Regions from separate parts of the Mus musculus genome. Here regions 1 and 2 are each linked to region 3. Evidence: chromatin contacts called from ENCODE Hi-C or POLR2A ChIA-PET data. All regions are on one chromosome and are shown on one strand. The core of a region is the stretch at or near the end of the contact, and the rest is flanking DNA. Distances in the headings are between cores, read along the strand shown.

Region 1 (2,991 bases), core at 128-2,627, 33 kb after region 3:
ATCAGCCTGTGTGGCTTTTTCTTGGGCCTCCAGGGCCCACTCCTACCTCCTAACCACACAAGGTTAGCCTGGTCTACAAAATGAGACCCTGTATAAAACAACAGCAACAAAACAAACACTTGGGAAGTGGAAAAAAAGAGGATCAGAGATCAGAAGGTCAAAGCCGTCCTGGGCTGGCTACACATCTCAGCTCGAGGCTAGCCTGGGCTACCTCAAAAACTGGAAAATACCAAAAAGGGCTTCTACCACAGTCGAAAGCAATTAGGAAGTACAACTAAAGAGAGCTAGTCCTGTCCATTTTCCAGATAACTGATATACTGGGCATGCCAAAGTTCAGTGGCATAGCACCTGCTGTGCTGGGCATGACAATGTTCAGTGGCACAGCACCTGCTTGCTGTACCTGGTCCGCCCAACTACTGCTTGAAGGAAAAAAGAGGGACGCGGGAAGCAGCATGAAAGGTTCACTGCAATTGCTGCCAGGAGCTGCCAATCATACTAATCTTTATGGCATTAGAGGGCTTGGACCTACTGTATACCGGGTGTAACACCTCCAGGAGCTCTTAAAAGATATATTGAAGGGATGGCACGAGCGCCAGGAGATGCCTCTAAACTCAGGCACTTGCATATGTACACTTAAGTAAATTTAAAAATAAATAAAAGCCGGGCGTGGTGGCGCACGCCTTTGATCCCAGCACTCCGGAGGCAGAGGCCGGCGGATTTCTGAGTTCGAGGCCAGCCTGGTCTACAAAGTGAGTTCAAGGACAGCCAGGGCTACACAGAGAAACCCTGTCTCAAAAAACCAAAAAAGAGAAAGAAAGAGAGAGAGAGAGAGAGAGAGAGAGAGAGAGAGAGAGAGAGAGAGAGAGAAAGAAAGAAAGAAAGAAAGAAAGAAAGAAAGAAAGAAAGAAAGAAAGAACGAACGAACACTGGGTCGTCTGACTAAAGGCGATTCCTGGCAAGCCTTCAGCCCGGAGTTTGACCCCGACGTCCCACGTGAAAGAAAATAACTAGCACGGGTGCTCCTCCGACCGCCACAAGCGGGTCTTCCGCACATGCAAATAAGACAAAATCAAATCCAAAGTATCAATGACAGGGGTGGGCTGACGTGTGAAAAAGCAGCGGGCTACACCAGCAAGCTCAGGTCCCAATTAAGACTGGCCGACGATCACCCTCCAGCTAACACCCGGGAAAACCGCGCAGGTCCCGCTCGCGCCCGCCGCCCTCCCGCAGGCTCACAGCTCCACCCGCGGCACGGCCTCCGCTCCGCCGTCCTCTTCCAGCAGCAGCAGGTCCAGCTCGTCCAGCGGCTCCATTCCTGCCGAAGCCCGCCGGGAGAGCGGGCAGCCGTAACTCGCGGCGCTAGAGAAGCGCCAGCTCGCTGCGCATGCGCAGCAGGCGCCCCGCGCGCCAGCGGCTCCCGCGCTCTCCGCGCCGGGAAGCACAGCGCCGGACCGGAGGCGCTTTTCCGCCGTCTCCACTCCAGGACCGGATGCCTGCATGAACCTGCTGGGCTGCCGCGCAACTGCACGCGTCTCATAGCAATCCCCCGTCTCGGGCTTTTCAGAGCAGGAGAGCGGGAGATGCAGCTGAATTTCCACTACGAACCTGTCTTGTTGCAGGGATCTGATGCCTCCCACCCTCTGGCCTGGAAAGGCATCCTCATGCACATAGTGCATAGTACTCACAAACACACACACAAACAAAATAAATTTTTTAAAAAGTAAATCTAAGCCGGGCGTGGTGGCGCGCGCCTTTAATCCAAACACTTCAGAGGCAGAGGCAGGCGGATTTCTGAGTTCGAGGCCAGCCTTGGTCTACAGAGTGAGTTCCAGGACAGCCAGGGCTACACAGAGAAACCCTGTCTCAAAAAAACAAACAAACAAACAAAAAAAACCAAGCCATCAAAACAAGGATAAAAAATTACTTTTAATATCATATGGATTCTATAACAGACATAGAAGGCAATTTCTTATTTTAGAAAATATCTTCAGTTCTCTTTATTGATAATATAATTGCGATATTTATTTTATAGATTTAAATTACCTTAAGATTGAATGGAATAATTAGCTACAATGTAGTCCAGAAATTAAAATATACAAAAGAGTTTTATAAACAGACTTATCCCCACTCCTGGTACATTTACAAATCACATGATACATTTTTATTTTTAAAGTAAAGATTATAAAAATGAAACTAATTCATCCAATTTTTTCCAAGATGTGACAAGAAATATTTATATACATGAAAAAATGCAGAAATAACATTTGCAGCTTAATTTTAATGTTTTAAAAATCACATCAGTTCTACAAATAACTACCTCTAGAGAAGGCTTGATGCTTCTACTCCATGGGTCATGCTTACAACAAAAAGTGTTCTAAACACAATGATCAGAATTCTTATATTCTAAACAACCTTTTTAAAATGTAACAATCAAAATGTGGTTTATATTTACGCTTCGGACTATGACACACTAAAATTACATTACATGGAAGAACTTATATCTTGACATAATACCTCAGAAACATTGCTTCATCTAAATTGATGGTCCATTTACATTTCCTAGTACATACCAAGTTATTTTAGACAAGCATCTACAATGCTACTCTCCTTTTAAGGGCAAAGATATTTAATCTTTATCATAACTGCCTCTGGGAAACGCAGTGGCATGATAATCAAAGTTCATGGTAATAGCATTTGAACAAGACCTGGGACTTTCTTCATTTGTTGACAATCTCCTTTCAAATACAACAGTAATTTTATTGAGAAGGAAGGACAACTGGGGATATACCTCAGTGTACAGCTGACTTTCTGATGGGATCTCATCATGCCTGCCATGTACAACGTCCTGGACTCAATCCCCAAAGAGAGTTAGAAAGAAAGAGCGCAAGGAAGGAAGTGCTTCTCAAACCACTAGACGGAAAGGTGTCTTTTTACCCACTGGAGAGAATTCTGAGAAGAAACATAATAAGAACACTACTTTGTTGCTGGCTC
Region 2 (3,249 bases), core at 544-3,043, 44 kb before region 3:
TCCACCCCACCGCCCAGAGGCAGTGTTTCTCAGTGTAGCCCTGGCTGTCCAGGAACTCACTCTGAAGACCAGGCTGGCCTCCAACAAAGAGATCCAACTGCCTCTGCCTCCCGAGTGCTGGGATTAAAGGTGTGCACCACTACCCAGCTAAACCAGTTACTTTTTTAAAAAAGAGAACATACTTTGGGCTCTAAATCAACCCCCAGCTATTAAAAGGAGGGGGTGGGGTAACTTTAGGGGATTAAAGTAACAATAAAATAACCAAGCTTCAGCAAGTGTCTGGCCAGTAAGCCACTAACTTGTCACCACATAAAAGAGTTTAGTGTTATCAAGTGTAATTATTTTCACTCTTGTGGGACTAGGGACTGCATCTGTGAAATACCACTTTGTAAGGCTATGGAGACACAGAGGGTCAGGAGTTCAAGGACATCCTTGGCTACCCAAGAACAAAGACAAGGAACTGCTTACCATGCCATTTCAGGAAGTACTTAATAAACCTGAGCTATGACGGCTTCTAGAACATACTTTGATTTTCCTGTCTGTAAGTATAAGCACACTGCGCCCCCCCCCCCTTCTCTGAAGGATATTTTGGGCTATAAAATCAGTAGAGTACTAAAGACTTTCAAGTAGGTTTGAAGATGAATTAAAGCCGTGAAATACAAGTTTCCATACAAGAAAGTCATTGGCCTCTTGGCTCTAGTATAAACATAAATAAAAATTCATAGTAAATCAAATCCAACCTTCCACACTGCCACTACTCCACTCCACATGGACTTCCCAGTGTTTGTAGCACAAAGAAATCTTTGGATGCACACTGAAGGGTGATTCCAACCCAGCCCCATCCACGTTCACAGCCTTAGTCTGTCCAGCCCGGCCTCTTTTCGCCCTCTGCTGTCCGTACCCACCTTAATTAGCTTTGCTCTCCCAAGTCTCTCAACACCAGGGTGGCCCTCCACCTTCCCACAGCCTTTCCATGTGCAATTTGTGTTACAACTTTAAAAAAGCCATAAACGGGTCGGGAGCAATCTTGGTAGCACGACAGAACCTCCACATGCGGTTTTTTTAGGTGTCTCCTGCGAGCACAATTTTTAGGAATACCAAACTCTTACTTAGATAAAGTCTATTGCCGTGAACCACAGACCCGTCACCCGGGTTTAATGGAGAGAAAAACCGAACCTGGCAGGTAGGAAACCAATCAAGGCGCCAAGGCTGCCTACGCAGGGGAACAAAGGGGATGCCCCAGGCTAGGACGGGAATCCTGCTGGGTTTAGACGCTTTGTATCTTCGCAGGCGCAACATTCATCTTTTTTTCTGATTGCATAATGCAAATATGGTGGACCAGCAAAGCCGTCCCCGGGTTGGGGGGCGGGGTGACAGAAACCACGTGGCTCCTTCCGCGCGGGGGCCTTTGTGGGATCTATTCCCAGTGGAGCAGATAAGAAACTTAGCAAACCGCGTGACCACGGCTCCTCAGAGGCCCGTGGGGAGGGACAAACGTGAGCTCCGGGGTTCAGAGGGTTGGTCGGTCGGCGGGAGCCAACGGAGTCCGCCACAGCCCACTCGCTGCGACTCCACGCCCACCACGGTGGCAACCGGGCAGGTCCCGAGTGCGCAGGTGCGCTGCGCCCCGCCCCCTGGGAGACCACGCTGTCACTCAAGTATCGCGAGAGCAGCGCGGCAGAGAGGGGGTGGGCCTGGGCAGTCGGCCCTGCCCCCTCCCTCTCTCTCGCCCCCCTCCCATCCCCCCTCGGCAGTCGCTCGGCTGCGCAGCTCCTAGAGCGGTTGGCGCGGCGGGAGACGGTTGAGGGGAGCGAGGGAGCCGAACCGTTGTGGCGAGCGCTCAGCAGCGGGCGAGCCAGGCGTCCCTGCCCGCGACCAGACCCGCGCGAGCGTCGGTGTAGGCGTTGCTTACGCCCCACAGGGTATCTGAAGTAGAAGGGGGGGTAGGTTGGGCCGGCGGTGCCGACAGCGGAGTCGGGAGAAGGACGAAGAGCCCGGGAGCGGGTGAGGGAACGCGGAGTGGCCGCTCGCTCGCTCTCCCCCGCCGCTCGGCTGCCGCCATCTTGGGGGCCGGTAGCGGTCGGGTCGCCTTCCCGCCTTTCCCCCGCTCGGGCTACTTTGTCGCCTCCGGCTTACGGGAAAGTGTCCGGCAGGAGAGAGTGCGGGCGGGAGATCCGAGCTCTCCGGTAGGGATGAGGGTGGGGAGCTCAGCGAGCCGGGAAAGCGGGACGCGCTCCGGGTGGAAATGGCGCTCGGCGGGCCCGGCCACCCACCGGGGCCTCCGGTGCTCTCGAAGGGACTACCTGGGGCCGGCGGGGCTGCGAGGGGCTGCTGACGCAGACTCCAGGGTTGAGACAGGGGGAGCTGGGGGCGGGGGAAGGAGAAGCCAGTGACGACGAGGGCGCTCCGATGCCAGATGCAGGACAAAGGCGGCCGCGGTCCTCCTTTGTAATTCCGCCGCTCGGTTGCGATGGCCTTGGCCGGGGGCCGGAGGCGGACTGTCCCCTATCTCCCGGGTCTCTAGGGCGAGCTGGGCAAACGGAAAATCTCCGGGAGGAGGCAAAGGACGCTTAGCCGACCTTTTAGTCCCTATTTGGAACTGCGGAGAGAGTCCGTTGCGCATCTCCAAAGAATTACCACCCACCTACCCCATGTCCCCCTCTTAGGTGTCGACCAAGACTTTTCATTTTGGAAGAGAAGTGCATGGCTTTTCTAATAGGAATAGTGCAAAGTGGGTGTGTTTCAAACAGGTCCGGGCCAGGTGAACTGCGAAGGTGCTGCGTTTAGGCAAGGGTGGAGAGTTAAGTTGTGTTTGGGGTAGTTAACTCTCCAGGAGTTGTGTTTTGTGTCGTTTTGTAATTAAGGCCGAAAGCCCAGTGCATTTCGTTTCATTTGATGGCTGAGCATGTTTAAAACTTGTATCGAACTGTGGTGTTTTGAAGCCGAAATAGGTCTCTTAAAGTGGAAGCCGAATCGCGTACCTAGTTGACGCGTTTTGGGTCCTTAAATTGGAAGCCGAATCGCGTACCTAGTTGACGCGTTTTGGGTCCTTAAATTGGAACTGTCATTAATTTTCATTGAAAATGGGTTAAAAAGGAAAAAAAAAAAAAAGCACATTTGGGCCTGAAAGTTAACTTGCTCATGAGTAATGGGAAAACTGTTAACGTACATTCCAATATTTAAAACAAAAGCTGGATAAAACGCCCAATCGTATTTTGTGAGTTCCAGGGCTATAGAGCAAGAATCCGT
Region 3 (2,799 bases), core at 46-2,545:
AAAAAAAAGGAAAGAAAAAAATTCTAGTACGGGCTGGAAAGAGGTTAATTCCCCATACCTGTGGTAAGCGCTTAACTCCAACTCCAGGGAGACCCGACGCCTCTGGAGGCCCCTACACTCAGGTACACACTCATTAAAAATAAAAATAATTTTTTTTAAACCAGCTGTTCCCCCAACACTCTAAACACTGCCGAGTGGCACAAATATTTTTCTGCGAAGATAGCAAAAGAGATGTGAAAACCAAACCTAACATTTATTAATCTCCAGAGAACTCTGCCATGTAGCTGTTTCTGTAGTCCCAGCGTCTGTGATTCTTGGGTCCAGCCTGGTCTAAACAGAGTGTTCTGAGGCAGCCAATGCTATATAGAGAGACCTGTCTCAAAAACAACCTTCAAGTAAATGACAAACCCAGGTGGTCAGTGCGTTCACAATTTAGTGGCCCACTCAAAACAAAACAAAACAGCTGGGCGTGGTGCGACACACTTTAATTCCAGAATTTGGGAGGCAGAGGCAGGAGGGAATCTCTGAGTTCGAGTCCAGCCTGGTCTACATAGCTAGCTCCTGGACAGCCAGGACTATGCAGTGAGAACCCGTTTCGAATAACAAAACAAGAGTCCCCTTGCTCTGGCACTTGGCTATGGTTTGCATCCCAGCTCTCTTAGGCTGACTTCCTCCGCAATCTGAAACAGCCCGGCTGGGTGATGAAGGATATGGCCACATCTTTTCCTCCACTCTCCGTCGAGGTGTGATTCCCTCCGTCCACCCCCGCTCCCGAAGTGAAACCACCTGACGTTTAATAATCGGCAGAATTCTCTTTTTAAGAGTGTTCATCACAACCTGTAACCTGCACCGGAGGAGCCTAGGACAGCGGCTGTGCAGCAGCGACCGCAGGTGGGGCTCCTCGGCAGTCCCTAGAGGCGGCCCCGCTCCCTCTGCGCCCCCAGCCTGCAAGGGGGCCCCGCGGAGCGCGCTCCTGGCACTACACCGCTCCCCTCCCCAGCCTTCCGCCCTGCATCCGCGTGACTGGGAAGCCATCCCTGTCCCTGGACGCCCTGGTCCCCGCCCGTCCGCCGACCCCAGCCGCCAGGCCCCAGGGCGGGCGGGGCGCAGGGATGCGGGCGGGCGGACGTTGCCATGGAGACCCCGGGAGCCCCCGGTTCCCGGGTGACTGCGTGACCCAAGCGAAGGATGGTGACCCCGGCTGCTGCCCTTACCCATGGCGGCGGTGCGTGCGGGACACGGGCTCGCGGAGCGGGTCAGCAGCTCCCCGCAGGCGCGCGGCGGCCACCGCGTCTGGCCCGGCTCGGCGCTGCCACAGCGCCCCTGGCGGCGGGAGGACGCCACGGCCGCGTGAAGCTGGTCCCCGCCGATCACCCCCACCCCCACCCCAACCCCCATTTGACCAACCCTGACAGCGTCAGAGAAAGAGGCGTGACGGGGACCTGGGGCACAGCGCCAAGGGAGGATGTAGATGCGGGCCTCAAGCTACCTGTCAAGGTTTCATCCTTGCAGGCTGGATGGGTTTAAGGAACACACCGGCCGACTCGGAGCTAGCCGACAGATTTTAGAAAACCTCACACAATTAGCAGAGCCGGCGGCTTGTAATGCCAGCATTTGAGAGATGGGAGTTAGATGGATCCGTAGTTGAAGACCAGGCTCACTTACATAATGGATTTGAAGCTCGCCTAGTCTCAAAGGAAGACACTAAATCCAGCTGCTAACCCCAGCACTCAACAGGAGTGGACGCAGGAGGACTGCTAGGACCTTGAGGTTACTCTGAGCTACCTAACAAGTGCCAGGTCGTCTAAGGATAGCTACAAAACCCCTGTTGCATGTAACAAAATGTGATACTTTGTAAGTGGGTATGGTGGACCTAGAAAATACCAACTCTTAGGAGTTGGAGGAAAGACACAAGACCCCAGTTCCATGTAACAAAATGTGATACTTTGTAAGCGGGTATGGTGGACCTAGAAAATACCAACTCTTAGGAGTTGGAGGAAAGACCTAGAGTGTTTGTTGCTTAAAAAAAAAAAAAAAATCCTTTCCTTAGTGAGGTGTAAACAACGTCTACCAAATGCTTCCAAAATTCTGAGGACACACCAAAAATGATTAACACCGTTCCCGCTGAAGAAGCAGTGAGTTATGGGGGATACTGGGGAGGACTTCGAAATCCCTCTAGGAATGATGACTCCTTCCTGGCTGCAGATAGTCACCCCTCCACTAGCCCCTCCCTTCCTATATGTTAGTTCCTCCCTAAGGCCATTTGCAGTTAGGGTAGAATTGCATACAACAGCTTGCAAGAGAAAGACTGGTTGTTCCTGTGAAGGTCCCATGACCCTCCCTCCCTGCCCTCCTATGAGGGAATTCAAGTCAACTTGCCCAGCTGTGATCTTTTGCAAGCAGATGTAGGCCAGTTTGCTGAAAACAGTGGTAGTTTTGACTCAGTCCTGTACAACACAGTTCAAGATCATTCTCCCAGACATTCGAGATTTCAAGGCCAGCCTGGGTTATACAGGGCTGTCTTTTAAAAAATGCACAGGCACACACACACACATGAATGCTTCCTCCTGCCTTTCAACTTGCCATAGATAAAACTTGCAACAGGCACCTGGGTGTGCTGCCTGTCATATACCTATAACCCCGGGATCCACCCTTCAGGCAAAAGCAAGCAGATCTTGATTCCGGAGCTAATAAACCCATCTCAAAAACTTAAACCACCAAAAGTGGGTAGACAGATGCAAGTCACAATGTTAACTCAACACTCTGGTTTAGAATGTTAAGAGATAGTTGCCTGAATCC

What was found. A loop is a pair of places that touch in the nucleus more often than their neighbours do. ChIA-PET counts read pairs that join two places held with the same protein, here RNA polymerase II (POLR2A).
Region 1: a map of heart shows a loop between it and region 3 (6-fold over the local background). The contact joins the promoter of Dna2 here to the promoter of Rufy2 in region 3. A Hi-C loop is called at or near these places in 1 of 37 maps with a recorded cell type or tissue (heart). POLR2A ChIA-PET finds 5 or more read pairs at or near these places in 3 of 5 experiments (Patski and embryonic stem cell).
Region 2: a map of left cerebral cortex shows a loop between it and region 3 (9-fold over the local background). The contact joins the promoter of Hnrnph3 here to the promoter of Rufy2 in region 3. A Hi-C loop is called at or near these places in 9 of 37 maps with a recorded cell type or tissue (T-helper 17 cell, gastrocnemius, heart and 2 more). POLR2A ChIA-PET finds 5 or more read pairs at or near these places in 3 of 5 experiments (Patski and embryonic stem cell).

The regions. Positions count from the first base shown.
Region 1 is chr10:62,945,415-62,948,405 of GRCm38, reverse strand. It overlaps Dna2 (DNA replication helicase/nuclease 2), which reads right to left and starts at 1,377. Exons shown (of 21, transcript NM_177372.3): 1 at 1,237-1,377. The coding sequence starts at 1,313. It overlaps Slc25a16 (solute carrier family 25 (mitochondrial carrier, Graves disease autoantigen), member 16), which reads right to left. Exons shown (of 9, transcript NM_175194.2): 9 at 1,912-2,991.
Region 2 is chr10:63,022,393-63,025,641 of GRCm38, reverse strand. Hnrnph3 (heterogeneous nuclear ribonucleoprotein H3) reads left to right here and starts at 1,793. Exons shown (of 10, transcript NM_001079824.1): 1 at 1,793-1,922. Pbld2 (phenazine biosynthesis-like protein domain containing 2) reads right to left here and starts at 1,130. Exons shown (of 10, transcript NM_026085.2): 1 at 906-1,130.
Region 3 is chr10:62,978,748-62,981,546 of GRCm38, reverse strand. Rufy2 (RUN and FYVE domain-containing 2) reads right to left here and starts at 1,295. Exons shown (of 18, transcript NM_027425.4): 1 at 1,215-1,295. The coding sequence starts at 1,218.